2 separate regions of the Mus musculus genome follow, and region 2 is linked to region 1. The links are chromatin loops, found by intact Hi-C in ENCODE. Cell type or tissue: left cerebral cortex. All regions are shown on one strand. Each heading gives the region's core, and the rest is flanking DNA. Links, peaks and the distances in the headings are about the cores only.

Region 1 (12,663 bases), core at 4,530-9,529:
CAAAGTGGGGGGGGGGGGAGTCTGACTAGTGGAGGCTGTGGCTAATTCCTAATCAGAATGATGGACAGCAGGGACAGAACAATACAAACTAATGGCTGTGTTGCTGATCACTTTACCCCTTGATTAAAGACACCCAATTATGGTGCAGAACACTGTCGTAATTATGTTTCTTAATCACATCCAGGAGGTTTAATTGCCTTAACGATGTGTTTCATTAAATGAATTTAGGTATTATAGTCGACAGTTTTCATACACAGTTGTTTTCAAATTAACATAATATTAGACATCGTCATGGAAATTGTTTTAATAATCATAATTAGACGCACCCAGGCTTTGTCTGGTAAATGCTGAGAGAAGGTCTTCTCCAGCCTAGGGGCTACCCTGGTCCCTTCCTCCTGTCTACCATCACTCCCTGGCAGAGGGGCTTGAGTTTCAAGGCCTTTGCTCTTATGTTGTCTGAAAAGTTACAGGTTCTGATTAATCTTCTTTGATGAAAATCGGAACAGAAAGCATCCTTCTTTACCAGCCTCCACTAAGTTTGATGGCATTTAGGAAGGTCTCTATGAGCTGAGGCTGCACAGACCACCCCCTCCCAAATGCATTTAGGTAATTAGGTCCAGTGAAAGTTCTGGACCTTCAAACCTCAGTATCAGTACCATCATCTCTGTGATGTCTATAAGTTATACTTTCTACATTCAAGAGCAAAGGTTCAAATATAAACAGATATGATATACCTTAGTAGAATCATGCCTAACCCAATTCAAATACCAAGCAACTCATTAACCAATGACCTAATAAATTCTGGAAGTCTCTGCGGGCATTCCTTATACTTACATAATTCAATCACGTTGACCCTTTTGTCACAGAAAAGCAGAATGAGACCTCCATAAAGTTGGTGCTCAAAGAATCCAGATTTATCTTTTCTTTTGGTCTTCAAGCATTTGAATGCAGAACTTTTGTTTTAAAAGTCTTTAAGAAAATGTACCCACCTTGGCAGGCCCTAGCATGGCCTAGATTCTGTACATGTGGGAGAGACTTTCAGGGAGACCCTGGCTTTTTAAGGATCAGGAACTCTAGACACGTTCTGGGTCTAACCACAGACTTCTTTCACCTCTGCTCCATGGCCATCCCCAGTTCTTGTCCTCTTAGTAACCATGTGAACTAAGGCTACTCATAATTTGTGCAGCACTGCCAAAACTTTGGTTCCACTTTTTATGAAACTCCTTTCTTTTCCTTTCCTTTTTTTTTGTTACTTTCTTCTACAAAGCACAGCAAAATAAAATGTTTGATCAAAATATTTTAATAAAGATTCTTTCTGACATAGATACACATACAAATGGTCGTACATAGCTGTCATAGTCTGATTGACCTATTTAATATATATATCATTCTTTACACATCCAAAACCAACTGATAGATCCATCATAGCTCTGAAATCACCAGACAAACTGAATTTGTATTATCTGTAAGGAGTGGAAAATAGCAAGACTCCATTTTAAAAGGGGGTGTTCTGGATTTTCACAGGAGGAAAGGCAGGCAGATCGCCATGCAAACTAAAACTGAAAGCTCGCTTTGGGTAAATAGCTTCTTCCTCTTCCGTAGCTTCATTTCATGTCTTTTAAATTTTATTTTTCTTAGAAAAATAACAAAGGATTTCACACCATAAGCAAATGAAACCAGTCTTTTAACTTAATAAGTCATCACAGGAGGAATAACTTATATATGTACATCTATATTAAAAACAATTAAATTAGACCTTTTAAAATGCACAGCACAACCTGAAAAATATATTTGCCTAGTATGTTCTTACTTGTAAAATCTATTGCTGTGATGTTTTTCTGTTTTGGAATGCAAATAGGTCCCCTTTTGGAAAAGAGATCAATTCATTCATCAATTAAGAATACACCTTTCCTGTAATTTTTGGACTGAAGCAATTTATTAAAGCTCAATTTAAATACATGGACGATGCAACTGAAAATATCCAATGCCCTTTCAAAAACCTCAGCAGCTCAGATACATCAATATTTCTCTTCATATTTGTTGGCAAATATACCCTTTGAACACTAGGCACACAGTGTAAGTTAATATATAAAACAGAATTTTAGAAGCATTAAAAAAATCTACACTTAAGACCCAATACCTTAACACATAATAAATACGGTTGATGTGGATCATTGAAGAATAACAAATAAATACCATAAATTGTTAATACATCATTGCAGAGTAGAAAGCAACAAGGTGCACATAAATATTTTAAATGCAATTCTTTCAGCCACAGCCTGCTTTTTAATATCACTCTCACCAAAACTTTGAGCATTTTCACGGAATTTTAAGTTCAGAGACAATAAAAAATACAAGTCTTTCATAGCAACATGTCTCTCTGCTTTCCCCTCCACTTAAATAAAGTCTGCATTTCAAGTTTTTCTCCTGGCTCAGAATCAAGATGTATTTTCGAGTGCCCTTTCTGATTTGTCTGAATGAATATTCTGTCCCCGAGCCTCTCAACTCTGAACCCCTCTCCCTTTCATCACTTGCCAATTGTCAGGTGTTAGTAGGATTAGTATTTTGCCACTCAGTACTTTTCTCGTCTAATAATCAAGCACTACTTTTCAACTTATTTTCGCCTCCAAAGAAGACTGTACTTCCTTGAGATCTAGGGAGCCACCAAAGTTGCCACTTTTCTGAGGGGAAAAAGGAAGCACACTTCATCCGCACTAAACCTCCCTCTCCCCTCCCTCCCCACCCCAAAGACCGAGATTCCGGGCTTGCCAAGGCTGAATGTCCGGTTTGTCTCTGATACTTCTAAGTTCCTGCCTCTGCTTTGTTTGCCCTGCAAGTGTTTCACAACTTAGGAGAGGACCAAAGGAAAAGGAATGGGGAGCAGCTTCTCACTTTCCTCTAGCTTTGGGGTCGGTCTCGAGGTTTTCGAAGAAGGGAGTGTTTAAGGCTTCTCCGTGCACTGTTTGCAGAGGCTGGACGAGACGCTGTTGAATAGGGCACACTTCTCGGGGCAGGAGGCAGCGGGCGGCAGCCCTGCACTGAACGGGTAGCCGGCCGCCTGCTCGTAGGCGCCGAGCGCCGGGTGCAGGGCAGCGGCCGCCGCAGCCGCGGCCGCGGAGCTGGGAAGAGAGGCTGCCGAGATGGCCTGGCCTTGGTTGAGGTAGGCGACTAAGCGCCGCATTTCCTCCAGGGCCTGTGCCTGCATGAGGATGTAGTTCTTGGCGAGGAGCAGCGTGGCGATTTTGGAGAGCTTCCGCACTGAAGGGCTGTGCGCGTAAGGAATGACCGCGCGCAGCTCATCCAGAGCGTCGTTCAGGTCGTGCATCCTCCGGCGCTCGCGAGCGTTGATGTTGAGGCGCAACGCCTTCTGCTCTTTGGATTTCTTGCTGCTGCCGCCGCCACCGCCGCCGCTTCCGCCGCCACTTGTGGGGCCCCCCGGGGGGAGGCCCGAGCCACCATGCAAGTGGGCGTTGGAGCAGCCCTCGGCCACCTTGGCGCTGCCGCCCCCCGCTCCCGGCGATGCCCGCGGGTCGGGGCCCCCGGCTCGCAGCACCAGCTCGCAGCGGCCGTCGCTGTCGTCGTCGGGGCTCTGCTCGCCCCCGCTGCTCTCGGCCACGGAGCCGCGTCCGGCGCTCTCGCCGTACTTGAGGCACAGGGCAGCCCCCGCCGGCAGGCTGCTCAGGCTCGGCTCGCCCCCCACGCCCGCTGAGCCCACGAGCAGCCCCGGGACACTCACCCCGCCGCCGCCGCCGCTCGCGCCACCGCCTCCTCCGGGCGGAGGCAGCAGCAGCCCAGCCCCTTCGGGATCAGCGGGCTCGAAACAGCCGAGGGGCGACGAGGACGACGCCGGGCGTTCGCGAGTTGGAGGCGCCAGGGACAGGTCCATGCCCGGGGGTGTGGAGCGAAAAGCCGCCTCCAGGCGCTTGGCGGCGGAGGTGCCCAGGCTCTTGTGCAGGAAGAGGTCGTCTTCGCTCGCGGCCGCCGCACCGAGGTGCAACCCGCGTTCCATCGTCCGGGCCAGCCGCCACCTGGGCTGGAGAGTCAGGCGGCCGCACAGACGCGCGCCGGCGGGGTTCCGGAGCTGCTGCGTGCGTCGGTCCCCACGCTGCCCGCAGCCCTGTCCCCTTCTTTTTCTTTTTCGCCTTCCCCCGCGCTCGCCGCCTCCTCTTCTTCTTCTTCTTCGTCTCCAGCCGACGGTGCTGGCTGCTAAGGCTCACCATGGGCCGCGGCCCCTCATGGTGGGAGGCTGGTCTCGGAGGGAGCGGGGCTGCCGCCGCTACCGCCTCTGAGTCCAATCCCGCGCCTGCTCTACGCACCGTTTATCTTGCTTGGATTCACCTTCAAGAGATTTCCGGACCCATCAACCAGCCGCCGCCACAGACGGGGGAGTCTTTTACATCATTATCTCTGAGTAGGTTATTATGAAGAAGACTCGCCTGTTGGGACAGCGCTTTCTACCCAATCAGGTTAACGTTTTAATTAATAGGATTAAAACGGTAACAAACAATCGCAAGCGCTATCTGGCCGCGAGTCTGAATAGTTTCATTTCCCAGGTCTGAAGACAGGCAGCAGCCAGAGCTTTATAAAAGGCGCCTGCTCCATTATTCTGCCTGCCATCTGTATACACAGCTTAGCGCATATGTTTGCAAGGCGCTGGGTCCTGTTAGTAACCCAACAACTGCCTTTAGCTTGACATGTGTGGCGACTTTCACTCATCAATGAGCACACTAAAAGCCCTACTTAGAGCCGAGGATGTTCTTTGCTCCTTCAGCAAATTGTATATCCGCGGTAAAGACTGGGAGTCCAGTGGAAAGCCCCCGCCCCCACTGAGCACCCCCCACACACTACCCTTCACTGGGCCACTACTGTCTCAGCTTGCTTAGTTACCCTCATAGGAGAGAATTCTATATCTCCCTGTTAATAGCATGTCTGCATTTATAGATGGAACCTGGGGGCTGGGGGTAGGGGTGAGGTCCCTGCTGGCTTGTCTCGAATTTACCCTAGATTTTCAGCTAGTATGTCAGCAATGCAAGAGCCAACCCAGATTTTCTCCGCACCACTTTTCCCACAGCCCTCCACTGTCCATTTCCTATATAGATGGAAAAAAAATCAAACAATTAAAGAAAGCAACAAAATGATGACCAAGTTGCTTACATAGCCCGTTTGATTTAAAACTCGGAGGGGGCGGAGTGGGGGAGGCCTTTGCCGAGTCCCCCACGCTGTTAAGTTGGTGGTGAGAGAAGCTCACTGCTTCGTGGACAGAAAGAAAAGAAAAACTAGTCTCAAACTTTCCTCAAGATTAAATCCAGTTGCTTCGCAAGAGGGAACATTCAGAGTGGAATCTTCTCACACACCAAGTGGGGGCATTCGTGCATTTAGCTGCTCTGAAGACGTTTGGGGACATCTGGATCCGTCTGGGCTGTTCCTGCAGGGTTAGTTCAGGGCAGAATTGTGGAAACAAGAGCTGTCTGGATGGAGATAGTACACGTGGTCCTCGTGCTTCTGAGTCCAGTTTCTCGAAGCACACGATATTTAGTGGCTAGTTTTCATCCTTATAAGTAAAAACCGTATTCCCTCTTATCTGGCAGAATTACTGAAGGCTGTGCAGTTTGGGGTTTCTCTGGTTTCATTAAAAAACCTTTTAATTGTGGCTTTCAGAGTTGGCCCCAGGTGTTGGACTCTTTTCATTATATTTTGCTCTAATGTGATGAAATTCTAATTCTCTCCTTACCATATGGTTAAATTTCCCCACTGAGAATTAGTTGAAAAGGGAGAAATAATCTATTAATCTCTGTAATAGATTCACAAATGAGGTTCATCTCAGAACCTGTTTTTGAATGGTAATATCAGAACAGTTGGGCACCTTATTTCATACAGGAAACGTGAGGGCGACACAGAAATGTCTACATTGTCACCTGGAAAGGATGGAAAGGAACCTTGGTTCTACCCTTGCAGAATGGAAAAGTCATCTGTAACTGGTGTTCCTTCGGCTGAATCGGAACCCGCAAACGGACTGCTGGAAGCTGTATTGCTTGAGATCCTGCGGTTAACAGAAGGCCTGCCAATGTGTATAGCTGTGGACCATAGCCGCTTTGGTGCGGGGCGGTGCCTCTTTTGCGCTCTGGGCTCGCCGCCTCCTCTCTCCCTCCTCTGTTCCTCGCAGCTGTTAGCCTGTCCCTTTAGGAAGCTAAAGACACAGACGCGCTAGTGTTGTTGTTTGTCAATTAGCAGCTTTGTTTTCAGAGGGATCATAAAGGAAGGGTCTCTATAAACTTAGGCTAATGAGAGGCTCCTATCAGGCTACTAACACAAGATTGGAGGCTAGCACCATGGGGATTCTGCACAGACTGGCTAAAAGTCTTCATTAAAGTCTAACTTCGTTTGCCGGTGTGTGTTTTTCTTGTGCTCTCTAACTTTCCTTAAGATGCCTGAATTCCTTCGGGTTCTGGAGAAGGTATTTAAAAGGCACACGGTGTAGCAAATACCAGCTTGATAGGCGCTCTAACTGGCTCCGAGTATCTTCCAGGGTAACATCCAGGAGGAGATTTTACAAAACATGATGGCATGAGGCATCCCGGTTTCCCTTGTCCCACCTCTGATGCCTTCCAATCATCCAAAGCTCCACAACAGTTTTGCTCAACTTGATTCCCCTAGGTATTAACCAGCCACCTCTTCTGAGCTTGGGGGAAATCCCACAGCCTCCCCGAAGGAGTTGGTTGTTTGATAGTAGCGGAAAGTTGTGCTGGGGAAATGGCCAGAGAATTTATGGAAGCTTTAAACGCGGGTCTTATAACCACCTTCGGGGAATGGTCTTCCAGGTTTATGCACTCGTAAACTTTTGCTGATTGCTTCTGGGAAGTTGTCAGGCACTTAACACTGCATTTATCTTACAGGGCAATGAAAACACATCTGCCCGACGTCTCGTTACCTGGTTTAATCATCACTAACCCGAGTCACTGCCTCAACTTCCTTTCACTTTGGGTAGAATCAGACTGCCACTGCCGGGGTTCCGGCTCAGAGAAGGGTGACGTCCGCAGCTCCCTCAATATCTGTTGGCCACAGGAACTTTAGAAATCTTAAACTTTGATCTTGCAGAAGTTGCTAGAATCAGGGCCAGGGCTGCTGACGCAATAGGCACGTTCCAAAATAGAAGAGAAAGTCCAAACCAGAACTTTCTCCTGTAGAGTGAGGTTGGGGAAATCAACCAGGGCTCTAACACCTGACCTGAAGCATCTATAGGAAAACTCTATCTTGCACAGTTTTTTTTCAAAGAAAGAGGTTTGGGAAACCAGAGACACAAGGGACGGGTCTTTTAGAAAGCGCCAGAGGCAAGGTGGGACAAGTAGGACCACCCAGGGAAAACAGTTCCTGGGTACCCCTGTGTTTAGACTGGCGCAGTGAAGCTCCTTGGCATCAGGAAAGGTACATTTTCGGCTAAGTGTTGGATACCAAATGTATACATATCAAAGAGCTCTCATAAAGATGAACAAATTTTATTATTATGGGAGGAAACACTCTGAAAGCCTTCAATAGAGGCTAAAATAGTCAGCAAGCACCACTGCATTGGAATTAGAGGGTGGAGTTGCAGCCCCAAGTAATGTGTAGGTCAAACTTATATTTATTAGAGATCATTCTATGCTCGGATTTGGAAATAGCTCAAGCAGAATCATGATAGAACTCACTCTACCTTTAAAGTGAGATGCTAAAAATTTCGTTGTGGTATTTCTGCATCTCTGATAACTTTATGACTTGTCTAAATTAAGCAGCCAGGAGAAGTCTGGCTCTGGCTGTCTGAGTGTTTCAATTTCTCTATTTCAGAACACTTTGAAAAATAAAAACAAACTAGAGGGGGAAAAAACGTAAACTTTAACTTGAAGCCGCTCTGGGGGAAAAATTAAATCTGTAAGAGCTGTGGGAAGAATGTGACAGACTTGGAAAGTGTGCTTTTCCCTGTCCTCCCACTGGCTCTGAAGGTCCTGTCTGTCAGCAACCACTGAGCCCCCAGGGATCAGCTCTGAGGAACTGCTCCTGAACTGCCAAGTACAATGCGATGAAGTCGGCATCCCAGTCCCTCTAGGCCAAGGGGCTCCTGGCAGTGGTCCTCCAGCCCGAGGATGAGGCACCTTGACCTTGAAGCTGCATTTACTTCCTCTAACCTGCAGTGTTTCTTGTAGCTTGGGGTGGCTGAACAACGTCTGCCGCCCCCTGGTCCTTTGAGATCTCAGTAACACAGAGCCACATTCATTCAGTTCCCAGGGTAAGTTTCTCAGCATCCTTTTGCTTGCTTCCTCTCAAGAACTTGGAGAGACTGGGTCTGCGAATGCCTATCGGATTGAAGAGATTCCCTCCGGAAGAAGAAGGAACCAGGCAGTGGTTCGAGATGAAACAGTTCTGGCAGCCCTCCAAAGTCTCAACCCAGTTCCCCAAATTCCGATCTGGAATTGTTGGGGTCTGCTCCAAACTTCACCTACCTACCTAGTTCCTCTTAATCGATTCCAACAAAGGGCATCGTTCCTCACTAATCTGGAAGTAGTTTAAGTTCGAATAGATGCTGGACAGAAACCTTCAGCCTCCAAAAGCAGCCTTTCCAGGATCCATTCAAACCGGTTCAAGCACGTTGTGGGGACGTTTCCAATTTTCAAGGTTAAGCAGTCTGTGTAATAAGAGAATATTATGGTGCCTAGTTATCACTGGTAACACCTAGAGGACGACCTAAGCTTCATGGCTGAAATAAATAGAAAGGTAGCGGAGAGAGTTCATGAAGAATTCCCTGTCCTCTTTCTTTAGACATACAATGTGGATGTATTCTCCTGGGAACGGTAACTATAGACTTCTTTGTCCTGTTATAGGAGTCTCTCCCCTGAACATTATCTTCATAACATTGGAAAACATTCTGGAACATGTTTAAAATAGTTCGAACAAAAGTGGTGGATATTTTGGGGGGTTGTCCAGAAATAAGAAAACTAAAGATTTAACGGGGCTTTGGGATCCTTAGCTCTGCTATTTAAAACCTGCAGCGCCATCTCCTGACAAAAACGAGAATATCGTGGTGTATGATAGCATTTGAATACCAAAGCCTGAAATATCCAGGTACCAGAGACCCATTTTATTTTATGCCTCAAAAGTCATTTCAATGATAGCTTGGTTATGATTAAAAGCGTTATCTAGACATCTATGTCCATTAAATACTTCTAGTCATGATTCCCAAAACTAATCATTTGTAAAGAGAAGTTTGTGTTCTAGTTTTACATATACATCATTTTATACACTCAGATGTAGTTCTCTGGTGATTTATAATACATTTTATTTAGTAAATTGAATAAAAAATGTCTTCATAGAAATTAAATCACATGTTAATTTGTAAGTAAAACTGAACAATTTCATGCAAAGGATGCTGTAATCTTAAGTACTGTCAAGAATGAACACTTCGGTTAATATTTAGCTGTTCAGTTACTATTCAGATGATTTATCACAGTGTTGCAAAATGTGACTATTGTCGTCAAGAAGCAGCCCTCCACCCCCTGCTTTGAGGTATGTTGACTAGCACCTCTGGTGGAAAAAGAGTAGGAGTAGAGGTGATATTTCCAGACATGTTTGCATCCTCATAACAAACATCAGCAGGTAATCCAGCCGCATCACCTCAGAGACCTTCACGTTCTCTAGGCAACAGTTTCCTCACCATACAGTCCTGCAGAACAGCCAATCTAGGCTTTGCTCCTGAAATGTCATCTAGGGTAACACGTGTCCAGAAAAGCTTACTAGGATTGGCCATTCTTAACAGTTGGCATTTTTGAAGTGTATTTTTAAGAAAGCTCACTTTTTATTAATAAATCAAAAACTGGTAAAGTCCAAAGATAGGGCTGGGGTAGATAGCTGATGGAGTAACAAAGTGCTTGATTAACATGTCCAAAGTGCTAGATTTCATTTTCAACTTTGAAAAAAAAAAGAACCAGAGATGATACCCCTATTAAAACACTTCTCATTTATGATTGCATACACCGGCCAGCTGCTTGAAACACAAATACAAGTAGATATGCTTTTTGTAGTGTACAAAATATTATGAATAGCCTTCAAAAATAGCAGATCAAACAGTCAAAAGCAAATGTCATTACAGTGAAAGATTAATTTTATTTATTACAGTGAAGATCTATTAAGCTAAATATTTGGACTCGTTTACTCTGTCAATGTAAGAGCTCCTGTTTGAAAGAAATTTGATTATATATAGGAGGAACTAGATAAACAGATGGTTAGCTACAGAGCTGTTCACAGTAAAATTTGAAAGTTAGCATGGATAAGTTTGACACACTCTAAAACATTTTTGATGTGGTCACCTGATCTACTCTACCAATTGGATATTGTTGCCTATAATTATGTTAAGCGATATTAAAGAAATTTTAACTTGGCTGTATTATTAATACATTTCACTGAAAAGTATGGATTCAGTTGTCTGGTCAGAACACAGGGTGAGAAGCTCAGGAGAGGGCATGGAGGGAGGAAGAGATCACATGTGTGTGTGGTAAATTTGTACAGTATTTAAGTTAGTATTATAAATTAAATTAAAATTATATATATATATACATATATATATATATATATATATGTATGTATGTATTGGGGAGAAAGAGAGAGAGAGAGAGAGAGAGAGAGAGAGAGAGAGAGAGAGCTGGATACCCAGGAACTGAAGCAGGACTAAGAGAACCAGGGCTATGTCACAAGACTTGGGCTCAAGCTAACAAATACAAAACAGGAACTGACAGCTGCAAGACATGGTGAAATGAGTGTCAATACCAAACGGCATCTTCTTATGAAAATGTCCTTGCCTAATCTATGAAGGACTACACCTTACAACACCCTAAGTTTATACAATGCCCATTGGGAGAATGGCATCCCCACGCAGGTGCTATAGATACAGGAATACATTCTTCAAACTGACTTGATGTCAAAACAAAACAAAACAACAACAGCAGGAACAAAACCACTCTTGCTGTGGATGAGACATTCAGATTTTTTTTTAGAAACATTGTTTATATTTTTACTTCCTTCCTATATTTGTAAGAACAAAGCTCATGAAAAAAAATTAAAAGAAAGCAATTGGCAGAAAAGGAAATATATGTATTTGAATCCAAAGGTATAGAGTATGTATATATAGAACACATGGGAAGGACTGTCATAGAGGCAGTATGTTTCTTTTAAGAAATTTGTAAATTCACATCTGTAGGACTTGATTGCACTGCTCTGTGAATTATTTAATAAGATAAGAATAGCATTAACAGAATAGCATATCTACAGCACATTAGTATCTTAATATGTAATATTTGACAATTTCCTTGGCCTTACTTACGTTCAAGAGGAGAATGGGCCTATTAATCACGCCTTTTCTGACTTCCTTGTAGGATTAATCAATGGAGGCTGTGAAACTGTTTCTAAGGTGACACGAGTTTAATTTCAATACGATATTGTATTTCTTGGACTATTCCGCCTGGACAGGTTCAGTGATATTTCATCTGATAGTTTATTCTTGGTTTCTATTTTATTGACTTTTTTTTTCTATCATAACTTTGTAGTACTGGCAGGTTTCAGAGCACTTTTCAAAGAATGGGCCATGGTTGAGTCATTGGATGTAGCCATTGTTAGTGCGAAGCTTGTATCAAAGTCCTATTGGTTGGCTGTATCAATGCTGCAGGTTTCTCCTTTGCCTATGGCCCATCAGACAGTTTCAGTTAAACAAGAGAACTCATCTCAAAGAAACCATCTAGAATTAATTTTTAATGAGATATATGAAGACAGTGCCTGGCAAAGGTATAAATCTATTAATCTATTACTTCTCTTGCCTTTTGTCACCAGCTAAGATGATGATTTTCATTGAGAAAAAAAAATGCTTGTCTGAATAATGTGTTTTTTTTTTAATCTCAGCTATTTCTAGTGTGCTTCGTTATTCTTCAAGATAAATTTTACTCAATAATTAGGCTTCCTATAAATTTGGAAATACATGTTGTGTGAGTGAAGAACACTATTCTATAAAGACAGTTTTACAGACAGCAAGCAAAGAAAGGCCTTTCTGCACAAGGTAAAAAAACAAACAAACAAACAAAGAAAAACAAACAAACAAACAAAAAAACCCCAAGTTTTACAAAGGAAAATAGTGGGCACTCTAAAAACCACTAAATTTTCTTCTCTGTAAAGAAAACAACCATGAACAAAGTCAAAAGATAAATGGCATGTTGAAAGAAAATAAGCATGCTAAGAGTACAAACAGCGTCTACAAAACAAAAGCCATTTAAAAGAAAAATTGGAAAATAATTTAACCTGATAATTAACAGAAAAAAGTATAGATGTTCAAAATGGTATAAAAAGAGACTCATGATTTTTAATAAAAATCAAATAATTGTTTAAAAATGGGTAAAAATTTAAAACAACAATATGTAGAGTTATAAGAAATATTGTTATGGTAAAAACTGTTAAAAAACAAATTTTGTAATCTAAATACCCACAATATCATGAGTTATTGTTGGAAAATGTCTAAAGTTTTTTTAAAGGGAAGGAAATATGATACAACCTAAAGGCTTGCATGCATGATTAAATGCATGATAGTGCCTCTATCCCACAAAGTAATACACTATTCTAAAAAGTGACTGTAAAGTGAAATGTGGCGGGAAGTACCTG
Region 2 (12,663 bases), core at 2,689-7,688, 110 kb before region 1:
TTACCCTGACACTAATTAAACTGCATCAAACAAATACCACCGTGTTCCTCAGGGGGACAACAGAAGGCAGTTTAAAATAATTACTGGAGCTTCATGCATGTGTGAAGTTTTCATTACTCTTAGGACAGAAGCAAAAGAGATTTGATATCATTAGAATAACCACCCTTTAGTGATTGCAACACCACTACCAAAAACAGCGACTAAAATTTCCTTGGAGCATATTGATGTCTAAATAGGAGTGGCTTCACTTCTTGTGAGTGGTAACTTGTTCTTAAGAATTGGAAGTCTGTGAAGCAAGAACAGGTGTTGCAGTCACATTCTGGTATGACTATGTATTAGCTTATGCTTGTCAGACCATTTCATTAACCACCCACTGCTATCACATATACATATACTTTGTTCTTTCTGAACCATGAAATGAAATGCGTATATCTTCACTAATGCTGGCTATCAATGTAAATGAGGAAAAGGGGCTTATCACCAATCACTGGTGGCCATGAGACCCACACCTCTATGCACTCACAGGTAATAAACATCTTTTTATAAGTAGGAAAGAAAATGCATTCAGCTCTCCTTCCAGGAAGGCTTGGTGATCTTGCCCTAATTTCACAGTCCTAGATGGCACTTTCCTGCAGACTGTACATACACTGCAGTGGGACCATTGTCAAACATGGCTTTCCTCTCTAAGCCAGATGTAGTTGTTATCTTTTAAATACTTTAACCTTCTAGAGGTAAGCAACCTGTCCTGGTCACAGAACATTTTGAGCCAGCTGGCTTCTGTGAGATTGTTGCTGAAAGGGCTGATATCAAAATTTCTCAACCCCGGCTAAAGGAAAGGCCAATGGGATTTTGAAAAGTGACATTGTCATTTTATTAGGGTCAGTTGTAGTGATTACAGGAACTGTCCCTGTGTGCATGCATGTGCACATGCATGTGTGCATGTGTGTGCCTATGTGCATGAGTGTGCATGTCTGGTACACATTCTTTTGATGTCTATTTCCTGTTTAGAAGCTGAGTGAAACCCCAGTATTGTCCTCACTAGGCCACATGTCCTATTTATCTATTGACAGATAAGCAGCAGGAGACAGGTTACCTGGGTTCTAACACCAGGTGCCAGCCTTCCTCTCTCAAAGGAGTTAGAAATTAGAACAGGAAAGCAGTCACTTTGGGGTTCTTTAACACATATTTCATCTGGTGAATGGCTTTGAATGCCATTGGGGGGGGGGGTTTCAGAAAGTTCAGTCCTACATGTTGTAAGCTATTTATCACAGTTTTGGTTTTTTATTTTACTTTCTTCTGAAAGTTATAATTTAAGAAAATTGTGCATCATAAGGGTTTTCCATTTGTTTTTAAATTTTAAATAATAGCAAATATGTTAGGAAACTAATACTGTTTCCTGAATTTTAAATTGCCACACTAATCAAGTGGAGGGAAAATCAGAGCCTAGTGTAACAGAATAAGAAGCAAGAATCCAGTTGTAGGATTTGATGTGTGAAAAAAAAAAAAACACCAACAAAAACCCCTTTTGTTCTGTGATAGCCAGATGGTTTGTCCTATTTTGGGCAGATAGTATCTTCATAATTCTTTCTTGAATGTCAGTGGTTTTAACTGGCAGACAGTAATGACTATTAGAATTTTCCTTCCTTCTAGGTTATATAAAGTATATGTTTGAACATTTGGATGATCATACTGTAGAACAAGAAAACATTTTCTTCATTACACTTAGCTCATGCTCAAAAAAGTGTTTATATAATTTTTAAAAAACCTCTAAAAATGAACAGTTCTTTTGACATGATGTTGACAGAAGTCACTTTGATCTAGTTTAGAGTCATGAATTTTCTATCTGTTCCATTTTTCCTGGGGCTCCATCAACTCAGACATCCTGATCTGTCATTTTGAAACTCTCTGTGAAAGCCTTGACAGATAGAGGTTTTGACAGGTGCTGGACTCTGGCAGCACTTCCGAATAAGCCGTGTATATTTCTCCAGGTGAAGTGACAAAATGTCTCACAGTGTCAAAGGAGCTGAGCAGGCTTCGGTCACATCTAATATTCTAAAGCAAGCCTCTGTTTATGTTCTGTGTTTCAGCATGGTGGACTGGCTAAAATTGAAAATTCTGTCAGAACTTGATATGAGAGAGCCTTTGCCTAATTTACGAGTGGCCATGACATTGAGAACAGCAGAGCTGATGGAAAAGCCCTTTAAAATTTTAAATCAATGACTGGCGGCAATGATCACTCAGGTCAATAGAGTCCCTAAAACTATAACACACCATTCTGCATTTTCTGTTTAAAAAAATCCGCTTGATACAAAACCACTTTACCATGTTCTCTTTTGAGACCTTGGCTGGGAGTGCCAATAAGAGAAACTGTTGGTTCTAATTCCACCTGGTTATAAGCTCTCATCCTTCAGACATGACATTGCTCGTCCCCCTTTGTGGGCCCAATCAAGGGCCAAGGAATACATATAAACATTGTCTACATCTGGAATTTTGTTGTTCTTTTCACATAATTATTTGAAGTCTGTATTCGCTCAAGAAACAGCTGTTGAAGGTTGAGTGGGATATAAAATGGCACAGCCTGGAGACGCCCTTGTTCACTCAGTCATCTCCCTTCTGATGTGATCCCTGCTGGCAGGGTTGGCCAGTGAATTCAGCTTCTTTGACAGCTATCAGCACCACTGACTAGTGGTTTAGGGTGTCTTAGCGAGCGAGGGAAAGAGTAGGGAAGAATTCCATTAGTTCAGGGTTTTCCCCCTGCTGCTGGAGCAAAGCTTCTGCCAGCAGCCATTGAAATCAACACCATGCTCCTGTGCCCTTCTGACACAAATCACCCCAACATCTGGCTCCACTGTATGCTTCTTTCCGGGTCCTCGCTGGACAGTGCTTGCTGTGAATGCTTTCTCGAACTCTTTTTGATTTGTATGAAAACAAAAGGAAGCTTGTTTTACCCCATGTTTTGGATTTTTTTTTTTTAAATATTATTTCAAAAGAATAGTGGATCTGGTAAAATTCCTTCTTTCCCCCATTTTAATCATTTAAGTGGAACATTTTATATTATATTTGGCAGACAATACACACAAACACACACACACACACACACACACACACACACACACACACACGGATGCCATGTATGTAGAAGCATCTAGCCTGGAAAGCCCAGGCCTGTCTTTCTCGGTCAAACTTTAAAGAGTTAAGAAGAAACACTAACTGTTCTTGGGGTTTTGTGTTTACTCCAGGGTTCAGGTTGCTGTTCTCTCTCTCTCTCTCTCTCTCTCTCTCTCTCTCTCTCTCTCTCTCTCTCTCTCTTGACTTGCAAATCAACAGCAGCAAGGGCAGAAATGTCATGCATCTTCTTTCATCCAGGTTGGAAAATACAGGGCAGTTTGGGAATGTTGCATAATGTCAGGATATGTGTTAGAAAATATAATAAACCACCTTCACTCAGTTGGTAGCAGGAGTCAGACAGACAGCCTATCTTCGTGAGATGGCAAAGTATCCCTAGATATTGTTAGCTCATCTCCTCTGCCCTTTGTCCTCCAGGGTGGAGTTCAGATTCAACCAATAGGAATGCTTCTTCTGCTCCTGGCACCATCTTACAGGATGGGCAGACACAGACAAGGGCCCATCTCAGAGCTCAGCATCTAGATTGATAAGAAGGGAAATAAAAAGGTTTTAGGTTATAAAACTTCAAATTTCTGAATGTGTTTGGTATTCTCTAGGTATTGCCAATGCACAGTAGTGCTTATAGGTGAGTTTAACTTCAGTTACTCATAGGTATGATTGTAACAGAATTTTCACTTTACTACAAACCAGATGCCAAATCTTTAAGCGAAGATGTTAGACCATCACATTCTCCGGTACCTACCCCAGAACCTGCCATGCAGAGCCTGTTCCTACAGGGAAGCTGTGACTATCTTCTGTATCTACTATTCTACAAAACAATTGGCAAGTTTCTTTTATTTTCCTCTCCCTCAAAGAAACTGAAGCTGTAGATGAAACAGCCTTTTTCCCAGTGTGATATAACTCTGAGTAACTAAAACAAAAATTTATTTTATAGCATTTGTCACACATTTCAAAGCACTTTTACTAATCTGGTTCATTTTTCTCTTTACTCAACCTCATAAGTGATACGTGTACAACAAACAAGGAGTGGCTGAGCTCTCAAGTCCACAGTAACTGGGAGAGACTTAAGACCAGAATTCCACTAGCATTTAGGTAGTTTCTAATTTTAACTTCCATTTTCATGTTGTAAAATAAATCTCTCGGAGATGGGTCAATGCGCCCACAAATACTTCTCTGGGTGTTCTGAACAATAAACAAAATGCTAAAGTCTATAAATCTGAAAAGAATAGAGGCTTTACACTTGCGGTTTAGACAGTCACAGATCAAGCTTCATCTTGAATAAACAGGAGGAAGGTGGCAATGGGGAGGCCCTCCTGGGAGCAGCTAAAGAGGCTGCAGCTTAGGGAACCGGCTTCTCCTGGTCTTTTTCTCTGTCTCTCTGACTTGGAGCTAGTCATTTGAGTTCTGTGGGTCTCAGTGTTTTGTTGTTCAGCTGAAAAGGGATTGAAAATTAGATGGTAAAAATAATCTATATGCATTTGCCACCTTTTTCTTTGCAGTTAAAAATTTTCACATAATATCGCTTTTAACCAGGCTAAATATTTATTATGTTAAATGAAGTGTTCCTTGCAATCATTAGATTGTAGCTCCTGTAGAAGAGCCACGTAACTTGCTTTGGAAAGCATCGATTTGTGCAAACAGCCACTAGTCATGCCTCCATTAATGAAATAGATAGTGGATCTTCTTTTTTTAAATATGTATCACTCTTTTATTATCATACTCAGACTATCAGAATTATAACTTTCATTTACTGTATACTTTTTCATAAGTTAAGGATACAATCTAAATTTTGCATCTTAATATTTATAATTGTCTTATTTAGAGAGCTTTAAAAATACTCATTTTTTTTCCTTTAGAAAACATCCTAGTTAGAGAAATAAATATATAAATAAATAAATCACCCTTTTGGTTAAAAGAGAGTTTACATTTATTTCTTTAACCACTAGAGGGAGTCTTCATTGTCAAGAGAGCCAGAAACCCAAGGGAAAAGGACTTTGGCTGTTTGAGAGCCATCAGTGACATATCCATTGTCTGTCCTCGACATCATGTGCAGACAGGGTAACGATGCTTAATTATATCAGGCACGTTATTTTTTGAAAAGAAATTTAGCGACATGGTTTTGTTGTTGTTATTGTTGTTCTCTTCAAATATGTACAACTTTCAAAGGATGATACAAACTTATAAAACACTGCCTTAAAATTAGGACTCCACAAAGAGAGACAAAAAGAGGGAAATTAGTGCTACCTGCTCACTCAGTTTTAGAACTGGCATGTCATATGGAAACAGAAACCTTCCTGCACCCTGCGGAACAGGCAGCAGCTGTGCCTCCTGCATCCTGACCTGCGCTAGCATCATCCTCAACCCTCAGGGATTTCCAGGGTGAGAGGGTAATCGGGTCTCATGTCTGGTCAGTCCTCGGCCCCTCTTCGGAGACTGTCGAACAAGTGGCTTTGTGCGTGTATGGTCACGGAGCCCGTTTATAAATGAGAAGCCCGACGGAAAACACCTGTTCGGTTCACCTCAGCATCGAGGAAGCAGGGAGCAGTAGGGTCGGCCATTCCTGCCTCGAGGTGCCTGGCTCCAGCCTGAAGTTTAACAACAAACAGCTCGCATGTTAGATTTCTACATTCTTGGTTGCCTGTAAAGTCTTGCCTTACTCATACATTAGGTTTCATTCACTTCTGGATTGTTTTTTATTCACCTTGATCTTGGAAATCAGCCAGAGCGGCATGAAGCAATGAGGGATCAAAAACTCACATTAGCAACTACAGAAACATACAGAAATTTAACTTTTATGTTTGCATTTAGATGGTGGTTTCTTTGAAATTCTAGAAGGCTATTCTGTTATTCCGAAGTAAAACTTCACTCAGCAGGCCTGGTGGTAAAGTCTAGTACAGTGCTTCCCAAACTGCCTGACGTAATTAATCAGTTCTCTTATTGCTTTTCCAATTTACTAGAGATCAATTTTTTCTTAAATTACAATAAAATTAAATGAGTAGAAAAGTGAAATAAAAAGCACTTGAAATACTATCTAATGTTATTATATTATCCAACATAAAACTATTCTTGAGTTGCTGTGAGAGCTTCTATGCACATGCCCGTCCGTCCTGAGTCTCACTGTGGACAGCACAGGATGCATAGTTGTGATCGGGACCTTCGCAGTCTGGCAAAGGCTTTTGTTTCACTACAATGACACTGAGGTGATGCAGGGTGATCGGAAGATCAGTGTTTTGAGTATTCCTAAATCTCAGACTTCTCACGTGTTGAAGACTCCACAGCAACAGACAGCCACGCCTGATCTCACGCCTCTGGTGGCATCAGAACATGTTTTGTTTACATTCACTTTTGGACTCTGCCTATAAAGTGCACATGAAACTTGGGGGAACCTCATTCATATGTGAATATTTTAATACCTGAAAGAAATCCTAAACCTTTTTGCCAATTTGGATAAAGGATCAGTAACTCATTTTGCTTTGCAAAATAACAAAACTTTACTAGAACCCCCTCCATATAGTTTGTGCCAGAGTCTATTTGTTGTGGGAAATATTGAAAAAGCCGGCACCGTCTCGCGCTATACCCACTTACTCTCTGCTCTGACAGGCTAGCCTCGTTTTGCCACCTATTTTACAGTTTTCTTGCTCTGTGGATTCTGCTCTCATTCCCAGCCACTCACCCTCTGTGGGCAGTGGTCCCGAATCCCAGGAACCCAGTAAAATCAAAACGCTAGAGGCTTGGGATTTAGAAGTCAGATTTATATCAGTAAATTCTCAATTCACAAGATGCCCACACAATAATTTCAGAGCCAATTGACAATGATACAAGCTGCCCACCTATATTAGAAAAGTTATCCCAATTATTCTATCCTTTATGATTCATAGCTACCTGTGGCTATTTAAAGCCACGCAAAATCTGGACTATCTTCCTCTTGCTCCATCTTGATTCCTTCTTTTCTTCTGTCTCTGTCTCTGAAACTCTTACCTCCACCTCCCTTTTCCCTGTCCACTCACAAGCTTCTTGTATTAATATTTAAATTAATGGGACAGGGAAAACTATGCTACATCTATTTAATAAAAATAAGGTTTCAAATGTTTGACTCTGAGTATATAATTGAGGGTTTTCATATCCTCTGGTGATATTTTATCCACATTATACTATAAAATGTTGTTTTACTTTATTTTTTAAATGAGTTTGGGGTAAAAATGAAAGAGATTTTTCATACTCATGAGATATTAAGTAGGAAAAAATCCAGACAGCGTAGTAAAATGATATACTGAACATGTTGCTTTACTTTTCTTTGTTTTCAATTGCTCCTTTGAAATAGAGGTGACAGTGACTTGATCTTCCAACACCCAGATACGATCTATCTACAGTGGTCTGAGAGTCAGGAGGCCAAGTGATATAACGCTTTTCCACTTACTGACACATGCTTAAGTGATGCCTTGTAGACCTCACTTTGCTTCAATTAGGAACACATTGATCTCTCTGCCTTCATCAAAGGGTTGGTCACCAGTTAGATGACACTAGTGAGTAGACCTTAGAGACGACAGGCATGTGACACTCTCTCTCAGAAATGTGGATATGTGCATGACTCTTGGAGTGACATTGATTTTTCTTGAATTCTCTTGAAGTAAGTATTCTAAGTAATCGATTTCATATACATCTTTGGTCCTTTATACTTCATCTCCATTCCATTTCTAATTTTAATTTTGGGATTATTTTCATTCTTGTTTTGAAAGGTAGATGACACAACACGATAAAAAATTAAGATGAAAAGATATTTTAAATGCTATATCTAAAGATAGTGCCATTTTCTTAGTGAGATTTCTCAGAACTGTGGGACTCAGCTTGCAGTTCAGCATTAAAGGAGTCTGGCCCCTGGGGATTCAGTGTCCCATTCCACTCTTCATCCTGGATAGCACACACATGTGCATAGGTATGACTGAACTCACATGACCACAAACATGCACATATAAGTATATGTGTGAGTGCACAAACATAAGGCTGCATGTGTATATACATATGCATGCATGTATGTGACTGTACATGTTCATGCACATGTATGTGTACTCTAATGCATACAATATCCTAGCCAGGCCTTCAGGTTCTGCATGACAGTCCTCATCATCCTGGCTTCACCCCAGAAATGAGCATAATGGAGCTTTCTTTGTAAAACAGATTGCAAATGAGATCACAAGGTCATTGCCCTGAGAGCAGGGGAGCAGGAGGTCTTTGTGCTGTGGCGCTTGGCAGCACTTTATCTTCCCCAGCCTCTTCCCTCTCCAAGGAGACAGATTTGAACAGTTTGACTTCAAAAGTGAAACTCTGATAATTGAAATAGAAGTATGCCTCTCTCCCTGGCAAATTGGGATCTTTTATTTTAACCCTTAAAGAGTAATGCGTGGCTTGAGAACTTTTGGAAGAGCGTGGGGCTTTATCTATTTACCCATATGTACATTCAACCATCTATTGAGTTCTAACTGTGCTTTACAGTGCTTGGGAATGCATATATGCAGGCAAAAAAAGCATACAAGAATAACAACAAAAACCCAAAATACAAGTCTTTCATGAAAAATATAGATGATAATTCAAGATGAAGAAATGGCATCAAAGGATATTTTCTTTTTTGTTGTGTTTGATTTTATATCTAGTGTGAAGAAGTCAGGAATACAGGAAGAATACCATCTTGAGTTTATCTTTATCTTTACACAATTAGAGCAATGAGCCTTTCTGCTAACTGTCATCTGACTCCTCCACCTTCTTGGATACGTCTCTTGTCATTTTCTACTGGATTTTGTGATGAGTGGTCTAGTGTTATTGATGGAAATGTGACCCAGGCTTCACTTCCATGCATCACAAACTGAGCCAACTTGCTGCAGTCTCAGCAACTGAGTTAACTTGTGAGTAGACATCAACCACCCACAAAAGAATGGAAAGTGTACACATACAGTCTCACAGCAGAGACAGGCGACTGATGCCCACTAAATTATTTACAGTAGAGGGTGAATTATTCCAGAGTTTAAAGATTTCATATATTTGTCAGGGAATTATAGAGAGAACTTGGAGGTCACATTGGTCTTCCAGAGGCTTAATGACTCAGAAGCCATGCAAAGTACAGTCTTCCAGCTCTTTGAGGCAGACCTATACTGTCAAAGCACTGTGTAATAATCTCCGTGAATAATTTCTTTGTGTTTTGCCTACAAGGGGCCTCCATTAATACTAATGAATACTAATGTACTGTAACCTTTTGAGATTGAGCTTGGATATCTGTACTCCATATTTTCAAAACTTAAGTTGAATGGCAGACCTCTGGGTGTTCTCTATCTCCATGGTGACCACAGGAGATCTTGATCAGGAAAGGTACCCTGACCTAAGAACCATAGAATATAAGCTGTCTTAGTTGGGGTTTCACTGCTGTGAACAGACACCATGACCAAGGAAACACTTACAAGGACAATATTTAATTGGGGCTGGCTTACAGGTTCAGAGGTTCAGTCCAGTATCATCAAGGTGGGAGCATATCAGCATCCAGGTAGGCATGGTACAGGAGGAGCTGAAGGCTGCTAAAAGACTGGCTTCCAGGCAGCAAGGGTGGGGGTCTTAAGCCCACACCCACAGTGACACACCTACTCCAACAAGGTTACACCTCTTAATAGTGCCATTCCCTGGGCCAACCTTATACAAACCATCACATAAGCCTTGCCTAGATTCTCCCCATTCTGCCTATTTGTGAGGTAAAACCGGAGAGAAGAGGTTCCACTGCCCAACCTCAACACTGATGATGCCATGAGTGCTGGTACAGGAGGCAGACCTTGTTTGCCCCAAGTGGAGTAGAAGACAATAGAGAGCCTGAATAAACCTCATGCATTCAGGGTTGACTTGGACAGCCATACTGCACTGCAGCTACCACTGCCTCATGGCCACCTTGTGTAAGTTGGATGCTTCTTTTCCTGGTAGCCTGACTCTTAACTGTGAGCAAAGGACCTCTTCTCCTTCTCTTCTATTTCAGACCTTTGGAAGAGTTGTGTCATTTGTGGTTGAATTTATGTAAAGAAATGAGAAATCTTAGGTATTTTGGTCAAGTATACATATTTGACAAATTTTTCTATTACTTAAGGCTAGTTAAAATTCTAGCAGCTATGGATGCTGGCTCTGTGTTAAAATAATGCTGACCACTGGCTGAACTGCTTTACTACCATTCCTGGGCTGTCTCTGCAGCTACCCGAGGACTGTTCCATCTCAGGCCTCGTTGCATCCAGAATAGATCCAGGATAGGTATATTCGTGGGAGGAGAGGCTGTGAGTCCCCTGACATGTATATGTCACTTTATGCATGTGAATTTCATTTTACTTTTCATTGAGAGGCCTACCACTAATGCTTATGTGTGTATTTAACCTGGAAAGAAATGTCTGGGCAGAAAAGGAATGCCTGGAAGTGTCTGTGTCCACACCCATAGCTACAGCTATAGACACATCTGAAGACTGAGAAGCAGGAAGCTACAAGGCGACATTGCCTGCTCTTTAAAATTCATTTTAAGTATAAAACAAGTTTTAGTGGATGTATTGTTCTGGTGCCCTTGGGAGTTATTTGAAGTTAATATTTTTTATTTATTTTTGATTTATTTGGGAATTTCAAATACCAGTACACTGTATTTGTCAAATTCTTACACCCTGCTGCCCTCCCCATGCTCCTGGATCCCTCCATTATCCTCTATCTAGACAAGGTCATAGCACATAACATAGGCTGGTCTGAAACTTGCATTCCTCCATCCTCTTTAAATTTGGAAAATACTAATACATCCCATTTGTTTTCAGCAGTATTTTTTAGACATGATAGGAAACAATAATTTAAGAATGTAAGAGTCATGTCAGTACCTGGCTTCAAGGTACACTAGAAACTCAAGTGTTTCCACTTTCTTCTAAAATATGTGACAACCTGACTTTGTCCAATATTTCTAATAGAATGTTTTCTCATAAGCATAAGAATGTATTGGTACCAAATACTTTTTTTAAATTTGTTTCTGTATTGCTGGGGTTCACACCCAGGACTTTGTACATACCAAACAAGAATTCTGCTACTGAGCCCCAGCCCTAGGCCTGGACTCTTTGAGCAGGTTCTCTTCTGTGTTTCAGGACACACATTGTTCTTGCCCCCACTTCTCAGGTGCTGGGAAGATAGACAGGAACCACAGTGCCAACTGCTGGCTCGTTAATTCTGCAGGGAGTCAAGAACTCAGAACTTCTTTAAGGATTTGACAAATGCAAGATGGGATTCTCCTTTTATGTAAGCATATATTTTTACAGGAAAAACACAGCCATATTCTACTTAAAGCCTTTTCTGAGGAGCAGGATTGTCATTTGTGACTTAGAGTCCTATATAACCATTGCTCAGTTGGACTCTTGGGTAGTTAGGAACCATAAATAATTCACAGAAACAATAGCTAGTTTAATATGAACTGATCCGATTATTCAAAAGCAACATGGAGAAAGAAGATCACTGTGATATTTGTGATTGGGGGGGGTACTTTCAATAAGCACTTGCATAAGACATTCAAAGTATAGCTTTCTTCTGATTTTTAAAATAAGTTAGTTCAATGGATATGTTATAGGGGTTGGAGAGGTGGCTTAGGCTCCTCTTCCAGACTACCTGTGTTCAGTTCCCAGCACCCACATAACAGCTCACAACTGTTACTAACTTCAGTTTCAGGGATCTGGCACCCTCCTCTGTCCTCTAAAGGCTCCAGGCACACAATCAGTGCATTTAACATATGTGCAGGCAAAGAGTCATACTCACAAAATAAGAATAGATCTTTTTGCAATCAAGGATGCTTGGTACTTGGTAACAATGTTTTTGAAAGGCAAAAGATTACAGCTACTATTTTTTAAAACTAACATTAAGAAATAATGGACATATCTTGAATTTAATGGCAAATGCCTCAGAGTTTATTCTTTCAAGTAAACAATATTTACCACTGGCACTGAGATCAGAATCCCAGGACCTGGCTGGTAGCTGAAATGCGCTCTTCAGAGCCACAAGGGGGTGCACTGAGGTGAGCCTTTCCCAGGGGTTTCTGCTATCTTTAAGGTCTAGCATCAGACCTGGCTCCTAGTTTCCTTTCAAGAAGGCTTTATTGCTAATTAAGAAAACACAAAAGAAAGACGAAAAGGAGGGAAGAGGGAAGAGAAAGCCTGAGATGGAATCCATTCCAACGATAGCTTCAATGGTTTATCTAGTAACTGTAGCCCCTACAGTGACATAGAACGATGAATAAAGCGTAGAGGCAATGGTCCAGTCTGCACGTTGGGTTTCATGTGTAGATGTTTGATGACGACATTCCCAAGTGCATGCTGAGTCAGGAAGTGGATTTATGCTGGCTACCAGGGCTTAAGGCAGAGGAGAGTGTGGCTGAGCATTAACTCAGTTTCCAGTGTCGTTATTCCAGGTGTGAAACAGATTGAGAGGAATCTGCAAGCCTAGGACATGGACTCGGAGGAAACAGGACTTGAAAGATGATAGGGGAAGATGGACTACCGTTCTGTC

Evidence for each region. A loop is a pair of places that touch in the nucleus more often than their neighbours do. Peaks named below come from ENCODE experiments on the same cell type or tissue, not always from the same donor. Only the 100,000 strongest peaks of a DNase experiment are listed, where the experiment ranks them.
Region 2: it touches region 1 in a loop (4-fold over the local background); 15 of 42 quality-filtered maps call a loop at or near these places.

What each region holds. Positions count from the first base shown.
Region 1 is chr3:18,046,134-18,058,796 of GRCm38, reverse strand. Bhlhe22 (basic helix-loop-helix family, member e22) reads right to left here and starts at 4,472. Exons shown (of 1, transcript NM_021560.4): 1 at 1,283-4,472. The coding sequence starts at 4,009. The coding sequence ends at 2,942. In left cerebral cortex, for the core only: a CTCF peak has its summit at 9,035 (motif pointing left); DNase peaks (open chromatin) are centred at 6,126, 7,013, 8,313, 9,011 and 2 more places; H3K4me3 peaks cover 3,359 bases; H3K27ac peaks cover 1,555 bases.
Region 2 is chr3:18,151,059-18,163,721 of GRCm38, reverse strand. All of the region lies in intron 1 of Cyp7b1 (cytochrome P450, family 7, subfamily b, polypeptide 1), which reads left to right. Among named protein-coding and RNA genes, the nearest start is that of Gm23686, 20 kb to the left of the region's middle. In left cerebral cortex, for the core only: a CTCF peak has its summit at 5,082 (motif pointing right); a DNase peak (open chromatin) is centred at 5,172.